3 separate regions of the Homo sapiens genome follow, and all the other regions are linked to region 2. The links are chromatin loops, found by intact Hi-C in ENCODE. Cell type or tissue: GM12878. All regions are shown on one strand.

Region 1 (8,000 bases), 150 kb after region 2:
CAGATACCTGTTGCTATAAGGTGACCATCCACCAGCATGAAACCCTACATAATCCTTTGCTGTGTGGGCCCAGACCAAAGCACATGGCTGGTTTCTCACCAGATGTTAAGAGAGACTGGGGGGTTGCTTTTTTCCCTTTCTGTCACTGAGAACCATTTTTTGGTGCCTATCTCCATTTCTCCGTCTCTGTCACTCAATGTGTGAGGCTCTCTGGGTCTGTCTCAGTCTCTCTCAGCCTGTGTCTCTCTGGTCATCTGCCCCCCTCCTCACCTCTCTTTCCTTTTCCCTTTTCTTGAAACGCGCAAGGGAGTTCCCTGACCTCACCCCGGGCTCTCACTTCCAGCACGATGAGTCAGCACAGGGTTAGAAACTGAAAGATCAGGATCCAGCTGTAAAGGGAGAGACTGACAACCACAGAGCAACCTCCTTAGAAGGAAGGGGCCAGGCAGATTCACGCAGGGTAATAAAAGCAGCCTTGGGTGAGCTCTCGCCCTACCAACCCAGCCCTGCCAGCTAAGGGCTGATTGCTGTTGACATTCACAAGCACAGGAGCCAGACAGAGTGGCTCACGCCTGTAATACCAGCAGTTTGGGAGGCCAAGGTGGGAGGATCGCTTGACCCTAGGAGTTTGAAACCAACCCTGGGCAATATAGTGAGACCTCATCTCTAGAAGAAAATTAAAAAAAAAAAAAAGAAGAAGAAAGAGAAAAGGAAGCACAGGAGCCCACTTTGCATTAGCGTTTGTGCAGCGATCCCTGTCAATTTCACAACATACATATAGAGCTTTAAACTGGGAGAGCAGGTGTCATGGGATCCTTCCTTGTACTACACCGAGGAGGAAGGCAGGGGAGCATTCTTAGCCCACTTTACAGATAAAGGAATGAGGCTGGGTGCAATTAAGTGACTCAGTGCAGATATTTGCACCCCAAACCCCAGTTCAAGATTCCCCAGACCCCAAGGGATTGGGGCTCCTGTGGGGTCAGGTTAATGGACTAACTGTCCAAGGCTGAGGACCAGATCAGCCAGGAGGAAGAGCTCTTGCTGGTTGAACCCAGAACTCCCCTGGGGACTGTCCGGACATGAACCAAGAGCTGGGGTTCCTGGGCCCAGACCTGAGGTGTCTGATTGCATTTATGGAACACAGATGAGAGGCTTGGAGTTCTGGCCGGGCACGGTGGCTCACGCCTGTAATCTCAGCAATTTGGGAGGCCGACGCAAGAGTTTCACTTGAGCCCAGGAGTTCGAGACCAGCCTGGGCAACATGGCGAAACCCTGTCTCTACAAAAAAATACAAAAATTAGCCAAGCATGGTAGTATGCACATGCAGTCTCCAGCTACTTGGGAGGCTGAGGTGGGGGAATCACTTGAACCCACAAGGCAGAGGCTGCAGTGAGCCAAGATCGTGCCACTGCACTCCAGCCTGGGCAACAGAGGGAGAACCTCTCTCAACAAAAAACAAAACGAAAACAAACGAGGCTTCAAGTTCTAAAAACTAAGTTCAGCAAAGCTCTGGAAAAGGTGGAGCACCCTGAGTGGGTCACTCAGCCCCTCCAACCCTCGACTTCTTCACTTGACACCTGGACATGACTGCACCCACCTCTCAGGGTTTCCCCAGGGTCTCAAGAGACCATGGGGGTGAAAGTGTATTGCTCAACGTAATCCTAGGTGCAGAGGAGGAGAAAAGGCGCGTGGGCGGCCCAAAGTTCCCAAAGCCTGCCTTCTGCCTCCTGTCTGAAGGAGCAGCCCTGAGCCTCTAAGCTCAGACTCATAGACAGGTCCCAGGAGACTGTGCTCCAAGAGACCCCTTGGGGCACAGAGCTGGAGCAGGCAGGACCTCCGAAGGCTCACTTCCTGCTGCCTAGAATGTGTGTCCCCCACTCCTTTCCTGCCAGCTCCTTTTCTTCCTTCGAGTTTCAGCTCCCATGTGTCCTCTTGGTCTTCAGAAAGTCTTCCCCATGCCCAGCTATTTTTTAATTTTTTTTATTTTTTGTAGAGATGGGGTCTCCCTATGTTGCCCAGGCTGACCTTGAACTGTTGAGCTCAAGCGATCCTCCCCTCCCGCCTCAGCCTTCCAAAATGCTGAGATTTCAGGTGGGAGCACCTAACCATTTCTTTTGTCTGTCCCCCTTCCCTAGAACATAAGCTCTAGGATGGCAGGGATTAGACTTGTCTCATGCTTTGCACGTTCCCCAAAGGCTAACACTGGGCCTGACACAGAAAAGGCTCAGTATGCGCTGAATGAATGTGTGAACGAATGACTGAATTAACGGAGATCTTGTCTGGTGAGGAGTCAAACATATAATCAATCACAATAGGATGTGTTAAATGCTGAGGTCCAGCTAAGCCCAAACTGCTATGGGAGCTTAGAAGGGCAGGTAAGTTCCCTCATCCTATGCCCTAGCCACCCCACTAAGGACCCAGGAGGAAAGAGGCACAGGATAGAGGCGAGTTACTCACCACACATCTCAGTGAGGGCCCCCAGGACCCCCAGAAGGAAGAGGAAGGCCCCAAGGTGCCTCATGGCAGCAGCAGGTGGGTGAGCAGTGAGCAAGAATCGGGAAAGACTCCTGGGGCTGGCCCTGCTGAGGCTCTCCTGACCACAGCTGGTCACCGCTCCGAGAGACGCAGCTTCCTGTCACTGATTAATCCTCCATGCCTGCAATGCACGGCTAAGTCTGCAGAGGGGTGGGGCGGGGGAAGGTCTGTGGTGGCGGGGAACATAAGGCCAAAGAACAGAGGAAGGAAGGGCAGAGCAGCCCTCCTGGAGGTAGGGAACAAAGGGAGGAGGAGGGCTAGTGGGACCATGTGAGACATCTTGAGGCCATTCACGTTCCTGCTTAAAGAGCCCGGGACCAGCGCAGAGGGCCTGATGCCTGATCTGTCAAGTCTGTCCGACCGTGCCTGTCTGCTGTCCCCCCAGCTGTTCCAGTGGTGGATTGGCAGGACCGGGTGCCTACCCGGTACTCCTTACCAAAGGAGCCCCTGGTAGTGCCCACCTAGCCCAGGACAAGGAGTGGAACGGGAGCTGCAGCTGCAGTGGTCACGTGAGCAGCATTGCTGGAGTCAGCTGTTTTTCAGCACCGCCTCCCTCAGTTGTGGCGGGAGGGGATTGTGGGGGTGGGGGAGTTGGGCAGTTGGGGAGGGGGAGTTGGGCAGTTCGGTGGGGGGGGGGAGTTGGGCAATTGAGGGGAGGGTGGGTGCCGCTGGCCCCAGACCAGCCAGGCCACTTTTCTCAACCAATCCGAAAGGGCTGGGAGCCTCCTGGAGAGGACAAAACAAAACAAGTTAAAGAATGGGATTAAGTCCGGGCACGGTGGCTCACACCTGTAATCCTAGCACTTTGAAAGGCTGAGGCGGGCAGATCACTTGAGCTCAGGAGTTGGAGACCAGCCTGGGCAACATGGGGAAACACTGTCTCTACAAAAACACAAAAAACACATACAAAAAACCATAAATTAGCCTGGCGTGGTGGCAGACGTCTGTAATCCCAGCTACTTGGGGGGCTGAGGCAGGAGGATCGCTTGAACCCAAGAGGTGGAGGCTACAGTGAGCCAAGATTACACCACTGCACTCCAGCTTGGGTGACAAAGTGAGACCCTGTCTCAAAAATAAAATAAAATAAAAAGAATGAGATTGAATCGAGACACAAAGCTACCAGAAGCAGGGGTACTTGCCAGAACTCGGAAAGTAACCTCAAAAAAAATCTCTGCAAACAGGGAAGAGAACAAAAGATTCCTCATCTGCCCAGCCCCACAGGAGAATCAATGTATACGAGTTAACTAGTGGTGGCTGTGTGACTTTGGCCAGGTCACTTAACCTCTCGAGTTTAAAATAGTTCTTCCTGTGTGAGAAGAGAGGGTTAGGCAAGATCATCCTAACAGTTCCCTTTCAGCTCAATTTGTGAAGACACTATGACCTTAAAATATCTCCAATCATTTCCATGCACAATCTGCATTGCAATTATTTTATGGTAAATTGCCAAGGTTCACTCTTTTAAGACAATCTTTTTGAGCCTGATTTATCACAAACCAAGCCCTTGACATAAATAAATACAGCAACGTGTGTCTGTTTACGGAACTACTTGAAAATTTTAAATGATAGGTTGTCCAGTCAGAAAGGCTGGATGTGGCCACTAGGAGGAGCACCCCTGGAGGTTCTGAGGAAGGAGGGAGGCCAGTGGGGAGCCCAACTTCCGCAGAACCGCACGTTTGGACCTTCAGGGGAGTCATGGTGAAGTGTGTGCAATGGAGCCACCTTGGTCCTGGGTGGGACTGCCTTGGCTCCCCCAACCCTCTGCCTGTTTCCAGTAACAACTATTATGATTCCTATTTCCAGGAAGGCAGCCTGGAGGAGGTGGCCATGGAGGATAGCCTTCGTTATCGTCAGCCTCTGGTGAGAAGCAGCAGCATCCTTCCAGAGAGTCACTTCTGATCCCCAAGGTAGTTAGGGTGTCGAAGTAAAGGAGGGAGACACCCCCCTGCCTACCTACCTGGACTCAGTGCTAGAGGGTGGGGGAGTAGGAATAGGAAGACAGCATATTTCCCATACATATTAGAAATACTGGTGGCTCATGCCTGTAATCCCAGCACTTTGGGAAGCCAAGGCAGGAGGATTGCTTGAGCCCACAAGTTTGAGACCAGTCTAGGCAAGATGGTGAGACCCTGATTCTAAAAAACAAACAAAACCAAAAAATGCCAGGGATGGTGGTGTGTGCCTGTAAGTCTCAGCTAATCTAGAGGCTACAAGTGGGAGGATCACTTGAGCCCAGGAGGCTGAGGTTGCAGTGAGCTGAGATCAGACCACTGCACTCCAGTCTGGGCGACAGAAGGAGACCCTGTCCTAAAAATAAAGTAAAATTAAAAAAAGAAATAGAGTGACTGGTCAGGGGTAGTGCTATTTCAGGTCATGTGGTCAGGGAATGTGAAAAACAAAAATGATTACATCATTTAGATCAGGATTTCTATTTTTTTTATTTTTGAACTCCTGGGCTCAAGCGATCCTCCTGTCTCAGCCTCCCAAAGAGCTGGGATTACAGGCATGAACCACTGCACCTGGCCAGATCAAGATTTCTATTTGTGGTGAAAACTAGCTTGGAATGAGAAAGTAAAAGTCTGCCTGTGCTCCCACTAGACTGGGATAACAGGGACCTCTAAAGCCAGCTGCAAGCCAGCTGCAACATCAACAGGAAACATTTCTTATTTTTTCTTATTTATTTATTTTTTTTGAGACAGGGTCTCACTCGTTGCCCAGGCTGGAGTGCAATGGCATGATCTCGGCTCACTACACCCTCCTCCCGGGTTCAAGCGATTCTCCTGCCTCAACCTCTTGAGTAGCTGACATCACAGGCATGCGCCACCACCCCCAGCTAATTTTTGTATTTTTAGTAGAGACAGGGTTTCACCCTGTTGGCCAGGTTGGTCTCGGACTCCTGACCTCAAGTGATCTGCCTGCCTCAGCCTCCCGAAGTATTGGGATTACAGGCATGAGCCAGCGCGCCTGGCCAACAGGAAACATTTCTATCAAGGCCATGCATGCTACAGCTATTTGGGTGACTACTACTTTTTTTACTGATTATTTATATTTTTCCCCCTAAAAGCACAAGCAATCAGAAATTTGCTGTTTGATATCCTATTAGTAAGAACAGAACATCCCACTGTTGCCTAAAAGAGCTATGTCATTTTGACACAGACAAGCAGTCTCAGATAAGGTGTTTCTGGACTCAGCATTCCACATTTTTCTTAACTTTGTAGTTTCCAAGGAAACAAGACTCTAGGTCCACTTTGCCGTCCAGACCTGAAGCGGACCCTTCATACACAGCCCTGTGATACTTGGAGCCTGCTTGCCTCAAAACACTGCTTGCTTTACACTTCACCTAACTCCACCCTTCCCTTCAATTCTTTAATAACCTTTCCCTTTGTTCAGCCAGATCACTATAGTTCCTCTGCTGGGTGGTTTCCCTCATTGGAATAAGTCAACAACTGGGTTTGTTTCTGGTGGTTTTAGGCTGACTTGGCGAGGACTAGCCTAAAAATTAACCCAAAAGAGAAAAATAAAATTGTATGCATGAAGATGGCATGAGAAGAATGAATATAACAAATACACAACTCTAGTTCTATATGAAATATCTATTTTAGTGATTAAAAGTGTATATATATTAAAATCATATTTTAAGGCCAGGCACAGTGGCTCACACCTGTAATCCCAGCACTTTGGGAGGCCGAGGCGGGTGGATCACCTGAGGTCAGGAGTTCGAGACCAGCCTGACCAACAGGGTGAAATCCAGTCTCTACTAAAAATACAAAAATTAGCCGGGCATGGTGGCATGTGCCTGTGGTCCCAGCTACTTGGGAGGTTGAGGCGGGAGAATTGCTTGAACCTGGGGGCCAGAGGTTGCAGTGAGCCAAGATCATGCCACTGCACTCCAGCCTGGGTGACAGAGCAAGACCCCATCTCGGAGAAACAAAAAACAAAAAACAAACAAAAACAGAAAGAAAGAAAAGGAGGAAGAGGAGGAGAAAGCAAAGATAAAATCATAAAAAAATCCCATCAACTAGAGCATTGGTTCCCAACTGTGGTCACTGGATGACTGGTAGTCTCCAAGAACCTTTTAGGGGGCCTGTGAGTTTAAAATTACTTTCAAGTGGCTGGGCGCAGTGGCTCATGCCTGAAATCCCAGCCCTTTGGGAGGCCGAGGTGGGTGGATCACCTGAGGTCAGGAGTTCGAGACCAGCCTGACCAACGTGGCGAAACCCAGTCTCTACTAAAAATACAAAAATTAGCTGCGCCTGGTGGTGGGCTCCTGTAGTCCCAGCTACTTGGGAGTCTGAGGCTGGAGAATTGCTTGAACCCAGGAGGTAGAGGTTGCAGTGAGCCAAGATTACGCCACTGCACTCCAGCCTGGACAACAGAGCGAGACTCCTTCTCACACACACACACACACAAATTGCTTTCAAGTTAAGATAAATAGCAAGACACTATTAGTGTAATAGTAAGACATTTCATCAAATGGTGCAGGAACAATTGGATGTCTATATGCAAAACAAATCAACCTAAACATACACCTTTCACAAAAAATTAACTTGAAATAGACCTAACTATGAAACACAAAACTATAAAACTTCAAGAAGAGGTGATGCCTTTTTAGATACAACACCTAAAGCATAGTCCATCAAAGAAATAATTGTCTGGGTGCAGTAACCTCAGCACTTTGGGAGGCCAAAGTGGCAGGATCACTTGAGGCCAGGAGTTTGAGACAAGCCTGGGCAACATAGTGAGCCCCTATCTTTATCAAAAGAAAAGAAAAAAAGGAAAAGAAAATAAAAGAAAAAAGAGGCCGGACATGGTGGTTCACACCTGTAATCGCAGCACGTTGGGAGGCCAAGGCGGGTGGAACTCTTGTGTCAAAAAAAAAAAAGTATTAGTTTTCACACTGCTATAAAGAAATACCTGCAATTCGGTAATTTATAAAGAGGTTTAATTGACTCACAGTTGTGCATGGCTGGGGAGGCCTCAGAAAACTTGCAATCGTGGCAGAAAGCAAAGGGGAAGCAAGCACCTTCTTCACAAGGTGGCAGTAGAGAGATTGAGAAAGTGCCACACTTAAAACCATAGCTCTTGTGAGAACTCCCTCTCTATCATGAGAACAGCATGGGGGAAACCACCTCCATGATCCAGTCACCTCCCACCAGGTGTCTCCCTCAAGTGGAAATTACAATTCAAGATGAGATTTGGGTGGGGACACAGAGCCAAACCACATCAGAAAAAAAAGAAAAGAAAAGAAGGGGCCAGGTGCGGTGGTTCACACCTGTAATCCCAGCACTTTGGGAGGCCGAGGCGGGTGGATCACAAGGTCAGGAGAACAAGACCAACCTGATCAACATGGTGAAACTCCGTCTCTACTAAAAATACAAAAATTAGCTGGGTGTGGTGGCACGTACCTGTAATCCCAGCTATTCGGGAGGCTGAGGCACGAGAATCACTTGAACCTGGGAAGCAGAGAT
Region 2 (8,000 bases):
TTTAAGTTCAGTTCTCAAAATCTTTAGTATGCTGTTTAGGATCAGATCCATCCATGTGCGGCTTGAACGTGAAGCCAGGAGTTCATGAAAACAACGTTATGGGGTCACTTTCCCAAGGTGTTCTCTTTCTGTGATTTCCTGTTTTTTTCTGGTTCTCTTGGGCTCTGTTTCAGTCCTCTGGCTGCCCACTTCCCACCACCACACCTATATCGGGGGCTAAGTGGTAGGAAGAGTGAGAGAAAAATGGAACAGGGGTTCCCTCACTTCTTGGGCCCAGAGCTCTTCCTACTGGTGTGCATGGATTCCTCTGAGTTTTTGGTACCTGCAGGCCTCTCATCGCCACTGCTATCACTGACAGGGGACCCTTTCCTCCTTGAGCCTGAACTAGAGGGCTTCTCCAGGAGTTTTCTCTGTCTGCTCACTTCTGGGTCTCCCCTGAGTCCACTCTAGAAGATACTGGAGGGAAAAAATTGTAACCTCACCACCTGTTTGGTGTTACCTCAGATTCTGGTCTTCTCTAGTCTGCTTGTGGCTACTTAATTTTCAGGGTGCTCAAATAGCTGCTCTGTGCATTCTGTCCACATTTTATTTTATTTTATTTTTGAGACAGAGTCTCGCTCTGTCACCCAGGCTGGAATGCAGTGGTGCCATCTCGGCTCACTGCAACCTCTTCCTCCCGGGATCAAGTGATTATCACACCTCAGCCTCCCCAGTAGCTGGACTACAAGCGTGCGCCACCACACCCGGCTAATTTTTGTATTTTTAGTAGAGATGGGGTTTCACCATGTTGGCCAGGCCGGTCTCGAACTCCTGGCCTCAAGTGATCGGCCTGCCTCAGGCTTCCAAAGTGCACGGATTACAGGCATGAGCCACTGTGCCTGGCCCTGTCCATGTTTCATAGCTGCAGAGTGAAACCTTCTCACTTAATCCTACCTGGAACTGGAACTGAGCAGAATTGGATTTTAAAAGACTCACTCTTGCTGTCCAGACTCTGGGAGGTCAGATAGTGAAACTGGGTTGGAGGCCAGGCAGATGGAGGGCAGTGGGCAGATGTGAAAGTGCTCAGGTCTGGCACTGACAGGATCTGCTGACAAGCTGCACATGAGGGATCAGGGAGGGCAGGACTCAAGGTGACACCCAGGTTCACTTCTTAGTCATCTGCCAGGTCTGGAAAGTGACCTGAGACCTTGGCTAGTACAGTTTCAAAGTAGTGAGTGGTGGGTCATATGCAGTGGGAAGAGGCCAGGAGAGAGGTTGAGGCTACAGGAGTGACAAAACAGCAATAAGGCTGGGTGCAGTGGCTCATGTCTGTAATCCCAGCACTTTGGGAGGCCGAGGCGGGCAGACCACTTGAGGTCAGGAGTTTGAGACCAGCCTGGCCAACATGGTGGAACCCTGTCTCTACCGAAAATACAAAAATTAGCCAGGTATGGTGGCACCCACCTGTAGACCCAGCTACTCGGGAGACTGAGACAGGAGAATCACTTGAACCCGGGAGGCGGAGGTTGCAGTGAGCCGAGATCATGCCATTGTACTCCAGCTTGGGCGACAGAGACTCTGTCTCAAAAAAAAAAGAAAAGAAAAGGAAAAAGAAAACAGCGATAAAACCAAGTCCCCCAGCAAGAGGGAGAAAATCACCCTTTGAAGCTGGCACTGCTTCAAAGGGGAGAAATGTCTCCACTGGAATCATTTGGGATTCATATGGCAGGGGGGACGCAGGGAGCGTGTAATGGCAGAGAGCTGAGGGGCTCAGCTGTGGATCTGGTTTTGTTCTATGCATGAGGAAGCAAGATCTTTTGCAGTGTGGCAGGAGGCAGCAGTGAAAATATACAGAGTAGCAAGGACGTCCCTGGGAGATGGGAGAGAAAGGTGGTGAGGGACTCACACAAAGGGGACAGGTACTGATCAAGGCCAGCAGATATTCTGGGTTTGAGGAGTGTGGTCTGCCTGGCTGGGAGGTGTCAACGCACAGCAGATACCCTGCGTTTGAGGAGTGTGGTCTGCATGGTTGGAAGGGGTCACCACACAGCAGATACCCTGGGTTTGAGGAGTGTTGTCTGCATGGCTGGGAGGGTCACTGCAGAACGTGGCTGCATAGCATGTGTACGTGTGCTCAGCAAAGGGCCCTATCACCCCTGCCTGAAGGTAGAAGGTGCAGAACTGACAGGTCATCACCCAAAGACTGACAATGTTACTTCCGTCAGCTGAGTGGCCACCACACTCCAGTGACTGCTGGGCAGTTTGTAGCATGATTTGATTTATCCCTCTTGACAACTCTAAGAGGTTTTTTTTGTTTGTTTGTTTTGTTTTTTTAATGGAGTCTCGCTCTGTCGTCCAAGCTGGAGTGCAGCGGCATGATCTTTGCTCACCGCAAACTCCACCTCCCGGGTTCGAACGATTCTTCTGCCTCAGCCTCCTGAGTAGCTGTGACTACAGGCGTGCGCCACCATGCCCAGCTAATTTTTGTATTTTTACTAGAGACGGGGTTTCACCGTATTGGTCAGGCTGGTCTGGAACTCCTGACCTCGTGATCCGCCCACCTCAGCCTCCCAAAGTCAAAGTGCTGGGGTTACAGGCGTGAGACACCATGCCTGGCCCCTAAAAGGTCTTTATCATTACATACACTTTGTGGGTGAAGAGACAGAGGCAGAGGGACCCACCTTATAAGTGACACAGTCTGGATTTGGGCCCAACCTGTCTAGTGCCTGGGCTGCCCCATGGTTAGACAGAGGACAAACAGGTGTGAAGGAAGCCAGACAACCAGGAGAGAGAGGAAGAACTCACCCCAGCAGGGATGAACCACAGGGCGAGGCCAAGTGAGAAAGGAAAAGAAAAACGCAACTGCCACCTGGAGGAGTCAGATCTGGAAGGGCACTGGAAGGGTAACTGCTGTGGTGGCCAGAACAGGGCTTCTGATTTTAAGATTACTGAGCCAGAGCCCACAGAGTCTGGAGGTGACCATGTGGGGGCAGAGGTGGACAGGGCCTAGTGGGGTCAGGCTGCGTGGGGACTGGTGCTCCACGTTAAGGCACAGCTGAAGATGCAAGAGCATGCCGACCAGGGAACGAGGCCCAGGGGTTGAGGACAAGCTCCATGGCCAAGGGCCCTGGTGGACCTGAGGGCTGAGACGGGTGGGGTGCAATCCTAGCAGAGGCACCAAGACACCAGGATTTGGAAGAATGAGTGGCACAGGGAGGGGAACGCTGAAGAGGGGCACAATCGACCAGTCCCTGGGCCAGGTTTGCCCCTCTTGGAGGGTGGGGGCTGCGTAGGTGAAAGTTCCTTCTCCTGGTTGGACTCTTCTCCCCAGAGGTCTCACATTCTGATGACCCTGTGGGGACCTTATAAAGACAGGTGAGCAAGCCAGCCCTGGTTGACTCAACATGCCCTCAGAAGGGCCTCAATCCAGCCACCAGATGGCAGCTGGAAATAAGACAAAGCTTCCCGAAGTCAAAAGAGGCCTACACTTCGGAAGCTGCTTAAACAACCAATCACACGGTCCTGGGGTTGCCTGATTCCTCATCAGAACAGCAGAAAACTCCATGCCCTTCCTCATATGAATTTTTCTAATAAAGGATAAGAAAGGAATGAGAATCTGATAATAAGGACTCTCTTGAAAGGCTGCTTGGTCCTGTGGTGAGCTCTGGTCTCTCTGGTGATATGGGGCCCTGTACATCTCCAGCCCAGCAGGGAAGTCTCCTGATCTGTGGCCCAGGACATCATCTGAGGTCCCAGCCATCAGCTGCCCAGAGCTCTGCACCCACTCTGCTCTAAGCGCCCCTGTGGGTCTGGCATGCCCAGTGGGTGTAAAGCATGACTGTTTAGTGGCCACGGCCTACACAGCTATAGATCTATAGATGTTGTCCATCAGCAGCTGAGAAGTGCCCACAGGGGGACACAAGTGAGCTGATCCTGGCTAGGGCGTTGGAGATGCGTGTGCTGAAAGCTAAGAGGTCAGGAAGATAGGGTCCCAGCAAGAAAGAGGAGAGGCTGCCCAGCAGAAAGAGTGGGTATACAGGAAGAAAGCAGAGGGGTCAAGGACGGGGAGTTTTTATGAGCTTGAAGACAGATGGGAAGATCAGTGATGGGGACAGGAAGATGTAGTCAGCAGAAAGCTATATGGCAATGGGAGGCTTTGAGATGGGGCAAGGGCAGCCCCAAGAGGCAATGACCAAAGCTGATCCAGAAGCCAGGGGGCTGGACAGGTCAACCCCTGCCCCAGCACAGCAGCAGGAGGTCCATGCAGAGGAGCTCCAGGTGGAGAAGTCAGACACACATGGAGACCCCAAGATGAGGCCGGCGGGGCAGGACAGCACAGCACACAGGCTTCCCTGAGGCCAAGGGAGAGCCCTCGGGGGTGACACAAAGGACATGGGGAAGGTAAGGCAGCTTGCTACAGAGCAGGGTGGGGTGTAAGCCAAGGGGCACGGGGAAACAGTGAGGTGCCTACTCCACCCCAGGTACAGCTCTTCTCTCCTCTGCATGGGCCAGCATACCTGTGCTGCCCACATGAGTCTCTCCTCAGCCCCAAACAGTGAGCTCCTTAAAGGCCAGGTCCAAGCCTGTGCCTGTTCATCTCTGAGTTCCCTGCATCTGGCTCAGCCCCCAGGACACACAAGGACACCAATCAAAGCCTGCTGAGGGACATATGCATGCACTTTAGTGCATAAGAACCATTTTGCCTTTCAGTGACCTTGCAGGATTGCGTTGCTTTCTTTCACAGAACAGGAGCCTTCCAATGTCAACAATAAACAGGAACTATAAACAGAGGGAGTGTGCAGGGAAAACACATCCAGGGAGTTTCAGCATCTTCTCACGCACTTGGAAAAGTCTGCCCAATTTTTGGCTGAAGTCCAGCCAAAAGATTCAAAGGAAAATCTATTTTTTCCCCAAGCAGCAGAAAGAAAGACTCAGAGTAATTCTCTCAAGTGCTGTGTGCCTCTGATTTCTTGGAGTTTGATCAATGTGACACAATATTTGGGCATAACAATTAAGAACAAATAAATTCCACACAGGGAACAATGTGTCATCCAGCCCCAAATACACAGGTGGAAGGGAATGTGAGAGCTGCCACCAGGCAAAACGGAAGGAATACCAAACTGGCTGGAGAAAAGGCCACTGCATTCCAGGGCATTCTACAGGACATGCTTGCTTCACTGCTTTCAAATCCCTCTCATAACTTCAAATATGTGGAAAAAGTTTGTTTCCCCCTGAAGGGTTGCAGGCAAATATGCCCTTCTCCTGGGGATAAGTCCAATAATAACTCTTTTCAGAGGGAGCCAAATAACCCGTGTTCAAACCATCACATGCAAAATCCTTGGGAAAGCACATCATCCCGCTCTGTGGTGGCTGCTGACCAAAGACGGTTTGGCCTGGAGTGGACAGGTGACTTCTACACTCTGGCCACTGAGCCTGTCCAGCCCTCCCATCCACCACCTTCCTGGCCAGATGGAGGTCCTAGTCCCAGATCTTGCCCAGGCCAATACCCTCAGCTTCAAGGGAAGGAGCACGGAGCTGTCTCCACCAAGTTATCTTGAACCTCCCCTGGTGACTCCCAGGCTGAGGGATGCTGCAGTCTGACTATGATGCCCAGGCCACAGAGGACACTCACAGTCCCTGAACACATCTACCCTTTTGCTCCAACCATGCCCACCACCTGGAGTCCTCTTCCCTGCCCTCCTCACCTCCATCTCCATATTCCAAAGCTTCTCAAGTCTCACCTCCCACCAGTAACATCCTATCCCCACACCCCACCTCCAGCCACCCCAAGACACTGAGGGCCTCCTACCTTACACTGTGCTAATCCATATGCAAATCTCCCTTCCAACCACAGAGGGTCTTGGTTCTCACCTCTGTGGGAGCTGCCACACCTTGCTCCTGAAGTTTGAGTTCATATAGGGCTGTAAACTGAAAAAAAATTCGAAGTGCCACAACCATGTAAATGGGCTCCTCCTTTCAGCCAAGGGCATTCCAAAGTTAACCTAAAAAAAGTAGCTAGGGTCATGATGGGAAGTGGGGGTTGGACATGCCTCTGTACCCTCCTCCCTTTGGAATTCAGGCACAGCTGCCTAGCATTAACATTAAAGCAGAGATCTTAAGACTTTTTGTAGCAATGACACCAAGTTCCAGCCTGACTCTAGTATAGTATCACATGACAAATAGCAGGCCCTAAAAGAGATCAGAGTATTTTACCTGAAAATACATTTCTTTGACATATTTTGAAATGGCCCTGCAAATCTGTCTCTTGGGAAAGTCTATGTTCTTTAGAGAATCTCTTTCCTTTTCCAGGTCTTTTCCTTGATCCAGGAGAGAACTAAGAGTGTGGCACCTTTTTAAGTCTGGTGAGAACCATTTACAATCTATTCTCTCTGAAGCCTGCTACTTGGAGGCTTCATCTGCATAATAAGAACCCTGGGCCCGGCGCGGTGGCTCACACCTGTAATCCTAGCACTTTGGGAGGCCAAGGCAGGCGGATCACAAGGTCAGGAGATCGAGACCATCCTGGGTAACACCTTGTCTCTACTAAAAATACAAAAAATTAGCTGGGCGTGGTGGTGGGCGCCTGTAGTCCCAGCTACTCGGGAAGCTGAGGCAGAAGAATGGCGTGAACCCAGGAGGTGGAGCTTGCAGTGAGCCGAGATGGTGCCACTGCACTCCAGCCTGGGCGACAGAGTGAGACTCTGTCTCAAAAAAAAAAAAAAAAAAAAAAAAAAAAGCAAAGCAAAGAAAAAATATGTGGCCTGGAAATAAGTATTCCTTCCTTCAGCTCATTTTAGGCAACTGGCAAGTTCGAGCCATAAATATAAAACTGGAAAACCTCAAAAGGTCAAATTTTAGATGCACAGGCAGAGAATCACTACTGCAGTGAGCAGAGGTGGCTGGGTGCCGCTGAACAGCACTCTGCTCCAACACCTGGTCCTGGGCTCCAGGGAAGGCCCACGGCTGAGGAAGGGCTGGCAGGGAAGGGCTACCGTCCCAGCTTGCAGACCCCTCTGTGACTGACACAGGTACTCTTTTGGGAAGTGTGAGCACGCCTCCCCCAGGATGACCATGGCTTTCCCTCCTGCAGCCACAAGCAGCATGTCTTTGCCCTGAGCAGAAGGTGAATGTCTTTCTAGAGGTGAATCCCTCGGGGGCTGCTGAGCCTCATTTTGGGTCGACACATGTTGTTGGACATAAGTTGTTTGAAGACAGTAAAAGCAGTTTTTTCCTTTCACCTCTCAAGTGCCCTGGGCGCCTAATCTCCTGCGGGTGATTCTGCCCCATCTCCTGCCACCGGCTGTGGGCGGATGATTTATGAGTGCTGGGTGTCAACGAAAAGAGTCAAACTCTGTAAAATATTTGAAGAGGGCTGGGCGCAGTGGCTCACGCCTGTAATCCCAGTACTTTGGGAGGCCAAGGCAGGAGGATCACCTCAGGTCAGGAATTGGAGACCAGCCTGGCAAACATGGCAAAACCCCGTCTCTACTAAAAATACAAAAACTAGCCAGGCGTGGTGGTGGACACCTATAATCCCAGCTACTTGGGAGGCTGAGGCAGGAGAATTGCTTGAACTTGGGAGATGGGGGTTGCAGTGAGCCGAGATCACGCCACTGCACTCCAGCCTGGATGACAGAGTGAGACTCCGTCTCAAGAAAAAAGAAAAAAATATATATATATACATATATATATACACACACACACAACACATACATATTTGAAGAGATTTATTCTGAGCCAAATATGAGTGACCATGGCCCCTGGCACAGCCCTCAGGAGATCCTGAGAACATGTGCCAAGGTGATTGGGGTGCAATTTGATTTTATACATTTTAGGGAGACACGAAACTTCAATCAAATACATTTAAGAAACACATTGGTTTGGTCCAGAAAAGTGGGACAACTTGAAGTGGGCAGGGTTTCCAGGTTACAGGTAGATTTAAATTTTTTCTAATTGGCAATTGATTTTAAGAGTTATCAATAGAGGCCGGGTGCAGTGGCTCACGCCTGTAATCCCAGCAC
Region 3 (8,000 bases), 49 kb after region 2:
AGAAGTATTCTTGCTAAGGCGGGGCACGGTGGCTCACACCTGTAATCGCAGCACTTTGGGAGGCTGAGTGGGGGAATCACCTGAGGTCAGGAGTTCAAGACCGGCCTGGCCAACATGGTGAAACCCTGTCTCTACTAAAAATACCAAAAAAATTAGCCAGGCATGGTGGTACATGCCCATAATTCCAGCTACTCGGGAGGCTGAAGCAGGAGAATTGCTTGAACCTGGGAGGCAGAGATTACAGTACGCTGAGATTGCACCACTGCACTCCAGCCCGGGTGACAAAGCAAGACTCCATTTCAGAAAAAAAAAAAAAGTATCCCTGCCAATAAATGAGGATGAAGTGATAGAATTAGACTAATCTGGGCTGGGCGAGGTGGCCTTACATCTGTAATACCAGCACTTTGGGAAGCCAAGTGTGGGCTCACTTGAGCCCAGGAGTTCACAAACCAGCCTGGGTGACACAGCAAGACCCCATGTCTTAAAAAAAAAAAATTTTTTTTAAATAATTAGACTAATTTGGCCAGGTGCGGTGGCTCATGCCTGTAATCTCAGCACTTCAGGAGGCTGAGGCAGGAGAACTGGTTGAATCTGGGAGGTGGAGTTTGCAGTAAGCCGAAATCATACCACTGCACTCCAGCCTGGAGACAGAGTGAGACTCTGTCTCAAAAAAAAACAAAAAACAAACAAACAAAAAACAATTAGACTAATCTAAGATTGATCATCACTAGCTGCTAACATCACAAAAAAAGAGAAGCCACCAACTCCTGATGGAAGAACACACCACCACCTATTCAACTTTCTAGATCCATCTGTCAAACTAAGACCTTACAGAGGAGAGAGGAACATGTTAACCTACACCAAGAAAATGCCATCAGTAAAATCCAGACTGTGGGAAATTCTATGGGTAGATCTTGGTTGAGTCCCAATACAAACAAATGTATCCAAAAAAAAATTTATGACATTTGAAACCACTGAAATTGTGAACACTGATTGGATAGCTGATGATAAGGAATGATTGTTAACTTGTTTTAGTTGTAATAGTGGTATTGTGGATATGTTTTTGTTTATTTATTTATTTATTTTATTATTATTATTTTTGAGATGGAGTTTTCGCTCTTGTTGTCCAGGCTAGAGTGCAACAGGACAACCTAGCTCACAGCAACCTCCACCTCTTGGGTTCAAGTGATTCTCCTGCCTCAGCCTCCCAAATAGCTGGGATTACAGGCACCCACCACCATACCCGGCTAATTTTTTATATTTAGTAGAGATAAGTTTTCACCATGTTGGTCAGGCTGGTCTCGAACTCCTGACCTCAGGTGATCCACCCACCTTGGCCTCCCAAAGTGCTGGGATTACAGGCATGAGCCAACCCCCCTGGCCTGTGGATATGTTTTTAAAATCCTTATCCTTGGCCGGGCACGGTGGCTCACGCCTGTTGATCCTAGCACTTTGGGAGGCTGAAGTGGGCGGATCACCTGAGGTCAGGAGTTCCAGACCAGCCTGGCCAACATGGTGAAACCTCGTCTCTACAAAAATTAAAAACTTAGCCGGGCATGATGGTGGGCGCCTGTAATCCCAGCTACTCGGGAGGCTGAGGCGGAAGAATTGCTTGAACCCAGGAGGCAGAGGTTACAGTGAGCCAAGATCATGCCATTGCACTCCAGACTGGGTGACAGAGCAAGACTCTGTCTCAAAAAAAAAAAAAAAAAAAAAAAAAAAATCCTTATCCTTTAGAGATATATACTGAAATAGTCACAGGTAAAATATCATATTTAGAATTCACTTTAAAATGATTTGAGAAGGACTGAGATGAAACGAGATTGGCCTAGAAGTTAATAATTGTTGAAACTAGGTAATGGGTACATGGGGTTTCATTATGCTATTGTCTACTCTTATATATGTTGTTTAAAATTCTTCATAACAAAAGAGTTTTAAATACACATTAATACAATGAGCTCTCAATATCCTCACATAGTCTTAGCTCATGTAAGCCTTAGAAAAGGGGCTGAACAGCCAGGCGAGGTGGTTCTCACCTATAATCCCAGCATTTTGGGAGGCTGAGGCAGGTGGATCACCTGAGGTCAGGAGTTCGAGACCAGCCTGGCCAACACGGCACAACCCTGTCTCTACTAAAAATGCAAAAATTAGCCAGGCATGGTGGCAGATGCCCGTAATCCCATCGACTCGGGAGGGTGAGGCAGGAGACTCGCTTGAACCCAGGAAGTAGAGGTTGCAGTGAGCCAAGACTGCACCACTGCACTGCAGCCTGGGCAACAAGAGTGAGACTCTGTCTCAAAAAAAAAAAGAAAAAAGAAATGGGGCTGAAGAAGCTGGGCCATGTGTAGCCTCGTGGTCACTGTGTTCTCCTAGCAATTCATTGACTCCCCCTCGGCTACTGCAATGGTTCAGGCTGCATGTTGGGTCTTTATACTAGGAACAAAACACAAAATTACAAAAAGTACATTTTCTTTTTTTTTTTTTTGAGACAGAGTCTCGCTCTGTTGCCCAGGCTGGAGTGCAGTGGCATGATCTCGACTCACTGCAAGCTCCGCCACCCGGGTTCACGCCATTCCTCTGCCTCAGCCTCCCGAGTAGCTGGGACTACAGGGCCCGCCACCGTGCCCGGCTAATTTTTTTTGTGTATTTTTAGTAGAGACGGGGTTTCACTGTGTTAGCCAGGATGGTCTCGATCTTCTGACCTCGTGATCCGCCCGCCTCAGCCTCCCACAGTGCTGGGATTACCGGTGTGAGCCACTGCACTGGGCCCAAAAAGTACATTTTCTATAAAAATGCTTCACTTAAGGCCGGGCACGGTGGCTCACGCCTGTAATCCTAACACTTTGGGAGGTCAAGGTGGGTGGATCACTTGAGGTCAGGAGATCAAGACCATCCTGGCCAATATGGTGAAACCTTGTCTCTACTAAAAATACAAAAATTAGCCGGGCGTGGCAGCGAGAGCCTGTAATCCCACCTACTCCGGAGGCTGAGGCAGAAGAATTGCTTGAACACGGGAGGCGGAGGTTGCAGTGAGCTGAGATCACGCCACTGCACTCCAGACTGGCGACAAAGCTAGACTCCGTCTCAAAAAAAAAAGCTTCACTGAAGTTTGAGAGTCTTTCAAGTATAAGGCCCTAGGCCCAGCACTCTAGAGGACACTACATTGAGAAGACATGGCCCTATGTTCCGGTGGGGAGGAGGGAGGTATTGATCTAACGGAGAGAGAAGGACGAATACCCAGCTGATGGGGTGCATGGCCAAATGAAATACACAAAAAGGCATCCAGAAGAAGGACAGTTCCTCCAGATCGTTGCAGGAAATCCATACAGGTCCATGCTGAGATGACCCTGGGATTAAGCCTACCCAGATAGGATTTCAGCAGCAATGAGGAGGGGTCCTTCTGGCTGAGGGGATGGCAGGAAGATCTGGAGTGAGGAATGAAACACATGTGGCTTGCAAAGGGGGAGTAAGGCAAGTTTGTTAGAAGAAGGGTCAAGGCTGGAAGAAGATGAGTGATAGGGAAAAGAGAGGCAGGACCTGGCTGTGAAGGACAGTGACTATCACGCCGAGGGTCAGGGCTTCATCTGGTGAGCCCAGGGAAACCACACACTGTATTAGGAAGGCGGCACCTCCTGCTGCTTCAAAGGACAATGCAATCTGGCAGTTTCCTATGCAAGCTCAGCCACACCATCTGCCCTCCTCTTGGTTTCAGGCAATGGCCCAGCAATGCAGATCAAATGGTGTGAGTCAAGATTGTTAAATCGGTATTAAATGTAGAGCTGTGGCTGTGCGTGTGACAAGATGCCAAATGGAATGAAGCATCACTAAGCAATCAGAACTCCAAGGACTCTTAAAAAAAAAAGTAAGGCAACGTGGCAAAGCATCGCACATAAAAGAAAAAAAGTGTACAGCACCCAGCATGACCCCAAAACTTATTGACAGTTTGCTCCGTGTGTATGATTATGAAAGGGGCCTCTTAAAGCCACATCTCCGTGTGGTGACACCTGCTGTGTGATTCACCACACACCAAGCTGCCAATTTCAATTTTGTTCAGAGGTGTTTCTTACCATCTCCTCTCTCCACGTGTCAGCATCCAGCAGTCATCCAGGGAACAGGCCCATTTCCCCTCTCTTTCCCCTTGGGATAAGCATATACTGATCTTGTTCTAGGGAACCTCACAGCCTTTTCATAGACCTGTCTTTCTTTACTGACATAGTTTGCCAGCTGTATCCCAAAAGACTACAGGGGAAGTGAAAGCCACATGTTTGAATATCCAGGGGCTCCCACAAAGCACTTTGCCTCAACCTGTTGGCCTCTTACTAAATAACCAGGGTGTGTGCACACTTCCCTCCCCCTCCTCCACTCCAGTTGTGTGACAGTGGTATGCAGGTCTGTCACTCACACTGCCTTGCACATTGTGGTCACTGCAGGAGATCAATAAACAATATGACCAAAGCTAGTGCAGGCTCACTGTCACAAACGTTTCAGACTTCTTGTCAGGCCCCAATCTTGGATTAACAGACCCTCCCTGAGAAACGTACAAGGTTCAGTAGCAGCAGCTGAAGAACTCACAGCAGACACTCCACCAAAGGCGCAAAAATACTGGGGAGGCCAGACGCGGTAGCTCACCCCTGTAATCCCAGCACTTTGGGAGGCCAAGGCAGGTGGATCATGTGAAGTCGGGAGTTCGAGACCAGCCTGACCAACATGGAGAAACCCCGACTCTACTAAAAATACAAAATTAGCCGGGCATGGTGGTGCATGCCTGTAATTCCAGCTACTCGAGAGGCTGAGGCAGGAGAATTGCTTAAACCCGGGAGGCGGAGGTTGCGGTGAGCTGAGATCGCGCCACTGCACTCCAACCTGGGTAACAAGAGCAAAACTCCATCTCAACAACAACAACAACAACAACAACAACAAAAATACTGGGGAGGAAGGGGTCCATGTGGCAAGTGTACCCCAGTCACTTGCAAAAACCAAGCCGCCAGATGACCTTGGGCAAGGTCTAGATCAGACAAGTGTCTGTGATGCAATCAACCGCCAATCACAGGGCCAGGAGAGCCACAGAGCAGGCACTCAGCACACAGAGCAGCAGACATGCTATGTGTTTGACACCCTGCAAGACTGGCATGTGGCTTTCTCTGATCAGAGACAAGAGGCCACTCCATCACTCAAAGCCAAGTATGGGCACTCACTCTCCTTGAACCAGCCCTTACTCTGACTGATGTCACTGATGTCTGCAAGGAGGAATGAGTTCACACCTGTGCAGAAAAGAGTTCACACAGCAGGCCTGAGACTGCCCGTCCTTTGACAGGCCTGCTTCCAAGGGGCCTTTGGCTAGTGTCTGGTAGCTTGAATTTGGGGAGGTTTCCTACCATTCCCTAACTGATAAGGGTGGCTCACTGTGCCTATACTGTTTGTACAAACGATGTGATTTATGGCAAATATCTGCTTTCCAGCTCACACCTGTAATACCAGCACTTTGGGAGGCTGAGATCACCTGAGGTCAGGAGTTCGAGACCAGCCTGGCCAACATGGTGAAACTCCATCTCTATTAAAAATACAAAAATTAGCCAAAAATATCTTGAACCCAGGAGGCAGAGGTTGCAGTGAACTGAGACTGCACCACTTCACTCCAGCCTGGGCGACACAGCAAGACTCTGTCTCAAAAAAAAAAAAAAAAATCTGCTTTCCTTCTGGGAATCTGGAATTTGGGTACGTGCCAAACAGAAGGTGCCCACATGACGAACTCCCAGTAAAAACCCTGGGCTCTGAGTCTCTAAGGATCTTCCCTGGTTGGCAGCATTTCACGTGCGTTGTCACAACTCGGTGGTGGAGGGATTAAGCGCATCTTGTGTGACTCCACTGGGAGAGGACCCTTGGAAGCTTGCAGCTGTTTTTCCCCAGACTTCACTCTGTTTCTTTGCCATCGTGCTTTCTTTGCATCCTTTCATTGTAATAAAGTATAGCTGTGGGTACAACTATTAGGTTGGTACAAAGGTAATCACAGTTTTTGCCATTAATATATGCTGAGTCCTGTGAGTCCTCCTAGTGGGTCATTGAGCCTGGGGTTACTTTCGGAGACCTCCAACCCAGGACCCCACAGAAGAGTCTCCCCAGTGTGAGGTGGGTGGACACCTTTGCGTGGGCTGAGTCAGAAGACTGTGATTGAATCCTCGTGCTGTTCATGTGCTTCCAGTTTTTTCCCCATGTAACAGGATGGCAAGATCAGCACTCCTGCACTGAAAGCATAAACTGGAAGTCACTCTGACACTTGCAGAATACCCCACAGACAAAAGGTTGTATTATCCAGTTGGATCTAACATTTTAGGGTAGAGGCCCCTTCTTTGATCAATAGCTGGCTTCCAACAGTGCAAGGCAAGCCATCAGATACACAGAAAAGTAGCTTTAAAAGCTATAAGGCCAGGCCAGGCACGATGGCTCACACCTGTAATGCCAGCACTTTGGGAGGCTGAGGCGGGCAGATCACTTGAAGTCAGGAATTTGAGACCAGCCTGGCCAACATGGTGAAACTCCGTCTCTACTAAAAATACAAAAATTAGCAGGGCATGGTGGCAGGTGACTGTACTCCCAGCTACTTGGGAGACTAAGACAGGAGAATTGCTTGAACCCAGGTGGCAGAGGTTGTGGTGAGCCAGGATCGTGCCACTGCACTCCAGCCTGGGCAACAGAGTGAGATTCTGTCTAAAAAAAAAAAAAAGCTATAAGGCCGGGCATGGTGGCTTACGCCTATAATCCCAACACTTTGGGAGGCTGAGGAGAGTGGATCACTTGAACTCAAGAGGTTGAGACCAGTTTGGCCAACATGGTGAAACCCCATCTCTACTAAAAATACAAAAATTAGCTGGGTGTGGTGGTGCACACCTGTAATCCCAGCTACTCCAGAGGCTGAGGCAGGAAAATCGCTTGAACCCAGGAAGCAGAGGTTGCAGTGAGCCAAGATTTTGCCACTGCACTTCAGCCTGGGCAACACAGCGAGACTCCATCTCAAAAAATTTAAAAAAAAAAAAATAAGATACTGGTTCACTGAGTAGCCTATTGCAACACATTCAAAGCTAGAAACACATTATATCCACATTCCCACTGTTGCTTTTCCTGCACTCCTGGCTTAAGCCTGCAATCTCCAATTTATCTCCCCAGTTAACTTATTGCAGCAAACAAGTTTTTGAAATGGAAGACAAATTAAGAAAAATTCAAGTTTGGCATGAACATACTTGGCTTTCTGAAATCCCATAAACTCACAGGCAACTCTAATTCATTTACTCACTCATCTATTAACAGACAAACCAAGCTACTGAGGATGTATCAGTGGCAAGTACTACTCCAGGCTCTATGTGGAATACAAAGAAGATGCCAAACTTGGCCATGGTGTCCCCTTGACACAAAGTTATCTGCAGAGAAGCTCAGACATACCCTGTAAATTCCCAAAGGAGGAAGACCTGGTTCTTTGGATCAGTACGGGGCTACTCTAGGTATTTCAAACAGGAGAAATTCAATACAGGGATCTGCTTACACAGGAGAAGGTACTGTTTTGTTTTGTTTTGTTTATTTATTTTATTTATTTTTTGAGACCGAGTCTCACTCTGTCACCCAGGCTGGATTGCAGTGGCATGATCTTGGCTCACTGCAACCTCCACCTCCCAGGTTCAAGTGATTCTCATGCCTCAGACTCCCGAGTAGCTGGGGTTACAGGCACCCACCACCATGCCCAGCTAATTTTTGTATTTTTAGTACAGACAGGATTTCGCCATGTTGGTCAGGCTGGTCTCAAACTCCTGACCTCAGGTGACCCACCTGCCTCAGCCTGCCAAACTGCTGGGATTACAGGCGTGAGCCACCACGCCCAGCAGAGAAGGTACTATTGAAAGAGAATCCTGGAGAAGGTGAGACAACCCCAGGGTCATGGAGGTGGGACACTAGCACCACAGCAGGGATGCACTGTCCAGGACAGAAGCTGGGACACCAGGTAAGCAGAAGGC

What was found. Peaks named below come from ENCODE experiments on the same cell type or tissue, not always from the same donor. Only the 100,000 strongest peaks of a DNase experiment are listed, where the experiment ranks them.
Region 1: it touches region 2 in a loop (8-fold over the local background); 4 of 110 quality-filtered maps call a loop at or near these places.
Region 3: it touches region 2 in a loop (4-fold over the local background); 14 of 110 quality-filtered maps call a loop at or near these places.

The regions. Positions count from the first base shown.
Region 1 is chr22:30,601,853-30,609,852 of GRCh38, reverse strand. It overlaps TCN2 (transcobalamin 2), which reads right to left and starts at 2,679. Exons shown (of 9, transcript NM_000355.4): 1 at 2,458-2,679. The coding sequence starts at 2,521. It also overlaps a transcript of PES1 not described here. RefSeq lists enhancers at 183-462, 237-531, 2,517-2,811, 2,314-2,893. In GM12878, CTCF peaks have their summits at 4,138 (motif pointing right) and 7,562 (motif pointing right); DNase peaks (open chromatin) are centred at 342 and 2,644; H3K4me3 peaks cover 2,414 bases; H3K27ac peaks cover 3,269 bases.
Region 2 is chr22:30,751,004-30,759,003 of GRCh38, reverse strand. The region is part of intron 2 of OSBP2 (oxysterol binding protein 2); the gene reads right to left. Among named protein-coding and RNA genes, the nearest start is that of MIR3200, 23 kb to the right of the region's middle. RefSeq lists a silencer at 3,333-3,482. In GM12878, a CTCF peak has its summit at 3,401 (motif pointing right); a DNase peak (open chromatin) is centred at 3,433.
Region 3 is chr22:30,702,202-30,710,201 of GRCh38, reverse strand. The region is part of intron 1 of OSBP2 (oxysterol binding protein 2); the gene reads right to left. Among named protein-coding and RNA genes, the nearest start is that of OSBP2, 11 kb to the right of the region's middle. In GM12878, a CTCF peak has its summit at 4,025 (motif pointing left); DNase peaks (open chromatin) are centred at 3,881 and 4,151; H3K4me3 peaks cover 656 bases; H3K27ac peaks cover 2,350 bases.